Regions from separate parts of the Mus musculus genome. Here region 1 is linked to region 2. The links are chromatin contacts, found by Hi-C in ENCODE. All regions are on one chromosome and are shown on one strand. Each heading gives the region's core, a stretch centred on a gene start or an enhancer-like site at or near the end of the contact. The rest is flanking DNA. Distances are from core to core; before and after follow the strand shown. Region 1 holds the start of Paox (polyamine oxidase (exo-N4-amino)). Region 2 holds the start of Scgb2b6 (secretoglobin, family 2B, member 6).

Evidence for each region. A loop is a pair of places that touch in the nucleus more often than their neighbours do.
Region 1: a loop to region 2 is called in a map of T-helper 17 cell, with 1635 times the contacts of the local background. The contact joins the promoter of Paox here to the promoter of Scgb2b6 in region 2. A Hi-C loop is called at or near these places in 5 of 37 maps with a recorded cell type or tissue (T-helper 1 cell, T-helper 17 cell, T-helper 2 cell and 1 more).

The regions. Positions count from the first base shown.
Region 1 is chr7:140,124,345-140,127,044 of GRCm38, forward strand. Paox (polyamine oxidase (exo-N4-amino)) reads left to right here and starts at 1,341. Exons shown (of 7, transcript NM_153783.4): 1 at 1,341-1,538; 2 at 1,982-2,471. The coding sequence starts at 1,382.
Region 2 is chr7:31,618,205-31,620,904 of GRCm38, forward strand. It overlaps Scgb2b6 (secretoglobin, family 2B, member 6), which reads right to left and starts at 1,338. Exons shown (of 3, transcript NM_001378690.1): 1 at 1,262-1,338; 2 at 703-794. The coding sequence starts at 1,322.

The DNA of each region.
Region 1 (2,700 bases), core at 91-2,590, about 110 Mb after region 2:
ACACTCATAGGTCACTTATTCTCAGCTCGCGGACTAGTTGTGAGTCTCTGTACTAGTTGCTGCTCACTGCAGAAGAAGCACCTCTGGCCAAGGTTGAGAGAAGCATGAAAACCCAACATTTTAAAGGCAAAACCCAACATTTAAAAGGCAGTCTGATAACAGGATCATTTAGCAAAACAGCAGAAGGTCCCTGACAGTCCTGTAGCATGTGGGAATTGACACAGAGCAATGCCGCTGATAACTTTTTTCCTACAGCAGCCTGCATAGCAGCTTTTGACACTATGCAAACTAGCAAGCAGGAGGGAAGTTTTCATGTCTGCTCCAACTTGATTTTCTATGTCTTGTGAAACCAACTTGTTAGAAGTTTTAAAACTGTGTAGAGGAAAATAGTGAGTATTAAAGACTGGCATTTTTAATGAACCAGACCAGGTAGCTCTTTGTCTCCAGGTTAGTTTCCTCAATGTAGGGTGGGATGCTTTTGGTATCTTTGCTTGGGAGGGCAGCTTCAACTCCCAACTCCCAAGATCCAGTTAAACACTCTAACTTAGAAAGTGAACAAGAGTGATGTTTTGTAGCTGAGGGGAGGGCATGTGCCTCCTGCCCTTACCATATATCCTCTTCAGACGCGGATTTATGCCCAGTTCCCATCTATGTCAGAGCCATCACCCCCTCCCCATAGCATACAACCAGTGAGTTTTATTTCTCTATACCACAGCTAGTAGCTCTGAGTGAATGAGGGGATCAAGTACGTTGGTCAAGGACATTTTTGCCCCTCAGCCTGCTGAGTGGTTGGCCAAAACAGTGTTCTTAGCTTACAAGATCCCTGTCTTTGTGCTTTGGGTCAGCATGGTTACAGGACAGAACTTATCTTCTAAGCGGGTTGATTCACTGTGAGCCGACAGGCCAGTGGAAAGGAGACTAGAGCTATGGCGCACTCTATGCTCTGATACGAACCAGGAAGGATGCTTCTGGAAGACTATGCATCTCTATGGGGTTCTAGGCTCACACTGCCTAGTAGTAGCTACAGCCACACCCTTCTTAAGTAGACTATAGGCGGGTCCAAACAGGAGGAGGGCTGCTCAGAGCACTTGGAGCTTGAGCGCTTCTGGGAGCCGCAAGCCTACGTGGACCACACAGTGAAGGCCAAGGGACATCCATCTCCTCTCCTTCAGTCCAGTTCCGAATGTTCACCAAGGCTTTCCTCCCGTCTTGGCCCCTCCTCTGCTCCCCATAGGCCCCGCCCCTCGTCCCACCTCCAGTCCCACGCACACTCACTCGCTCCTTTCTACACAACCCCGCCTTCTTCCCCGCCTCTGGCCCCGCCCCGCCCGCCTCTGCTAAGGCGCCTAAGGCCAGGTCTCTGGAGGACCCTGAGCTAGCCATGGCGTTCCCTGGCCCGCGGGTGCTGGTGGTGGGCAGCGGCATCGCGGGGCTGGGCGCTGCGCAGAAGCTCTGCAGCCACCGGGCTGCTCCACACCTGCGGGTTCTGGAGGCCACCGCCAGCGCCGGGGGCCGCATCCGCTCGGAACGCTGCTTCGGTAACCGCTCCTTGGTCGACCCCAGACCCCATCCGGTTCCTACTGAGCCAGGAAGCCTTCCTTTTTTGGCTCCCGGAGTAAAGGAACACACCCTCCGTTCACTGAGCCTGGAAAGTCAACTGCCTAAAGTTAGGAGAGTACTCTCTAGGGAAGGCAACCTAGGGTCCCGCAGTTGCTTTGCTCAGCTTTGGGGTTTCTCGGGTTTCTCCTTAAGTGAAGGAAGCCTGTACAGGCTGTCTCGCCCCTCCCCAGGAGTTCCCGAAATCTGGTCTGACCAAGCCATGCCTTTAGGAACTACTTTACCCTGAGGAACAGGACCCTTGGTCCTGGTATACAAGGGGACCATGTGACTCTCAAGGTGTTCCTAGAGTATGCTTGCGAAAGGGTGGGGCTGCTTTTTCTGGGGAGAGGGCCTCCAGGTAGCATTTCCTGTGCCCTCCTAGGTGGTGTAGTGGAGCTGGGTGCACACTGGATCCATGGGCCCTCCCAGGACAATCCTGTCTTCCAGCTGGCTGCAGAATTCGGGCTCCTGGGGGAGAAAGAATTATCGGAAGAGAACCAGCTTGTGGATACAGGAGGGCACGTGGCCCTGCCCTCCATGATCTGGTCCAGCTCTGGAACAAGTGTGAGCCTGGAGCTGATGACAGAGATGGCCCGTCTGTTCTATGGACTGATAGAGCGGACCCGAGAATTCCTGAATGAATCTGAAACCCCAATGGCCAGTGTTGGAGAGTTCCTGAAGAAGGAGATAAGTCAGCAGGTGGCTAGCTGGACCGAGGATGATGAGGACACCAGAAAGCGCAAGCTGGCTATCCTGAATACTTTCTTCAACATAGAGTGTTGTGTGAGCGGCACCCACAGCATGGACCTGGTGGCTCTTGCACCGTTCGGGGAGTATACAGTGCTGCCTGGGCTGGATTGCATCTTGGCTGGGTATGGGCCATAGCCCTGCCAGCTCTGTCCCTACTGTCCAGGCAGAGGCACTAGACTGGAGAAAGGAGGGAGAAGGGGAGAGAGGAGGAGGCTTGGAGCGGGCAGGTGAGGGCACTGCCCTCCCCATTCAGAGGGATTGGTTTCTCTTTCTCCTAGTTGTGTTTAAGCAAAGATTCGTCTAGGGAATTGAGGAGGAAGTATCTTGAATGCTCATTTCTTCTGATATCCT
Region 2 (2,700 bases), core at 88-2,587:
GTAGACTTGTGAGGGGAAAATCATTTTGGATAGCACTGAGGTTTTTCAAGACCTGATACTCAAGTAAAATACTTTGGGAAATAGGGTGAGAGCTGCACTGTTCAAAATATACATCTCTGCATCCAGTTATGCTTGAAACAAGAGAGGACAAGAGACAACAGTAGTGAGCAACTGTAGGCACTCTTTGGGGTCGGAGTGGCATTTTAGACATGGTGGGAGGTTTTGTTATAGCAGAGATGATGCCCCCAGAAATGGGATTCATTGATGGCTGGGGAATAATAGACCCCAGAGATGTTCCAAAATAGACACTGGAGAGAAATTTCAAGCATCTTAGAGTAGAGCTGGGGCTACCAAACCTGTGCAGATGCCACCCCAAGGACTCCCCTGTTCCTACTATTGGTGAGAATCCCATGTTTACCCATCATGTGGGAGTGAACTGCAGGATGGTACAAGGAACAGGCTGGCTGTGTACCTGGCATGCTGCTTTACATATACTAGGGTGGGCAAGGGATTCAGTTCTCATTTGCAGGTGACATGACATGCAGTAATGGTTGCATTTATCACTGGTACACAGCCTTACAGCATCTGTTGCATGGGTGAGTGGAGGTAGGCAGAAAATTGCCTTAATATGGGTTCCAGAAATATGTTTCTTAATCTTTCCTCTCTGTAGCAGCCCTGGATTTTTTCTAAGGCCACCTTTACCTCTGCAGTAGCATTGAATGTCTGGAGTTCTTGATACAATCTTTTCCCAGAGAGAACACTTGCATAGCCTTTGAAAAAAGGAACACGTGCTTCTGATGCAAACACAGAGAGAAAAATACGGTTAAAAAACAAATGGATGGTCAAAGCAAGACTCGGTGTTCCTTGTAGCATCTACAAATGCCTTAACTGACTTTTCTCATAGTCAAACCCTCCCAAAGGCTTCAGCCTCACAGTAACAACATGGTTTACATGAGATATACGGAACTAGCAGAAAAACATCCATGACTGGACAGACCTTGACATCTGAACTTCACATAAGCCCAACACTTGCCTCAGCTTCAACTGTGCACAAAAGTTCCCTTCGTCATGAGTGTCATCACAAGCACACCTCTGTCTCCACGTCCCACAAACCCAACAATTTTAACTCAGAGCAGAAAGCATCAATTGTCTTCTGCAGCTCCTTGCCTGTGTCCTCCTAAGGATACCTAGGTCTGTCTCAGGGCCCCAGTTAGATATCTCCATGGGACTGAGATGGGGTGAACAAGGGTACCACTCTCACTTGTATGGAAGGTCAGTTCTCCAGTCACCAGCAAGGTCAGCAGAAGAAGTGTCCCCTTCATGGTGAAGAGTGCTAAATGCTCCTCTCACAGCAGATCCTATTCTCTATAAACCATTATAGCTCTGAGCCCAGCCACACCCATCTGCATACATGCCTCCAGGAATTTCAAACACCTTTTGGGCTACAGCCTAGCACCTGTGGATCTCCTTTCATCTTGTATAGAGGTAGCAGCATGGGGGCCCCTTCCACTCTGAAGAACAAACAGCCTGAGACAGCCTGATGTCATCAGTTTCGGGAGTGTTTTTTGTACCTTTGCCAAAGAGGGTTTAGAGCTGATCTTTGCAAGCAGCCCAAGTTCTGAACAAAATGATCTGTGGTCCTGTTTTACTTGTCACCTGTGCTTCATTGTCAAACTCCTTACCTATTTCTTGGTCCCATTGTCCAAGCTACTGAGACCTTTGTATTGGAAGGCATAGAACAAGGAGACACCATCTACCTCTCTGTGACACTCAGCCAGGGTAGTCCCCAGCTCTTTGGCAGTGTGGATATCCTTGGGGGCTTATGATATTTTTGTACCACAAATTGTGCATCACTCCCCAGTTGCTCATTTCTGTTTTCATGTTCACCTTGTCTACTCTCAGCTCTGTTAGGAACCATGTCTTAAAGTGGTTTGAACAGTATTGTCCTTGTGGTGAGAGCAGTGAATCGTAGAGTGAGGTATTCAACCCTGAACATGAACTCTGAGGTCCACAAACTCTCAAGCTACTGTGAACTGCCTCCCTGTAAACTACACTGCTCCACAGGCCACAGGATGTGCTGTGTGTCTAGAGTGTCTCAAGTTCAGAACAACATACTTACCCTAAGGAAGACATTTCCAGCACAGATATGATTGTCAGCTGTGTGTGTTAGTTCATGCTTCTTAAGACATGCAGGTCTTAAATTTATGCTCACCCTGTTTGCAGTGTGTGATGGTTAATCTCGATGATCATTCTGACTGGGTTGAATGTTGCCAAAAATCAAATTTCTGAGTGGGTGTTTTTAGGTTTGGTCAACTGAGGTGGGTAGACTGACTTTTATGTGGAAGCATGTACGATGGTTACATATAGGGTAGACAGAGGTAACGAAGCTGAGCAGGTCCATTCATGCATCTCTGCTTCCTGATTGTAGATGTGACCAACCACGTCAAGTTCCTTCACTGTGCCTAACTGACTGTGATGGACTGTATCTCTTCAAACTGTGATTTGAAATGTTGCTTCTCACCTGGCATTTTGTCACTAGTTTTCTACAACAGTGGCAATAATTTTTTTAGCATGTGCAAAGCCCTAGGGATATCTTACAGCACTGCACACATAAACAGGAGCAACCAAAGAGATAGCTCAGTGTGCAAATTGCTTATTTTGCAAGCATAAAGGCCAGAGTTCAAATCCCTAGGACCCATA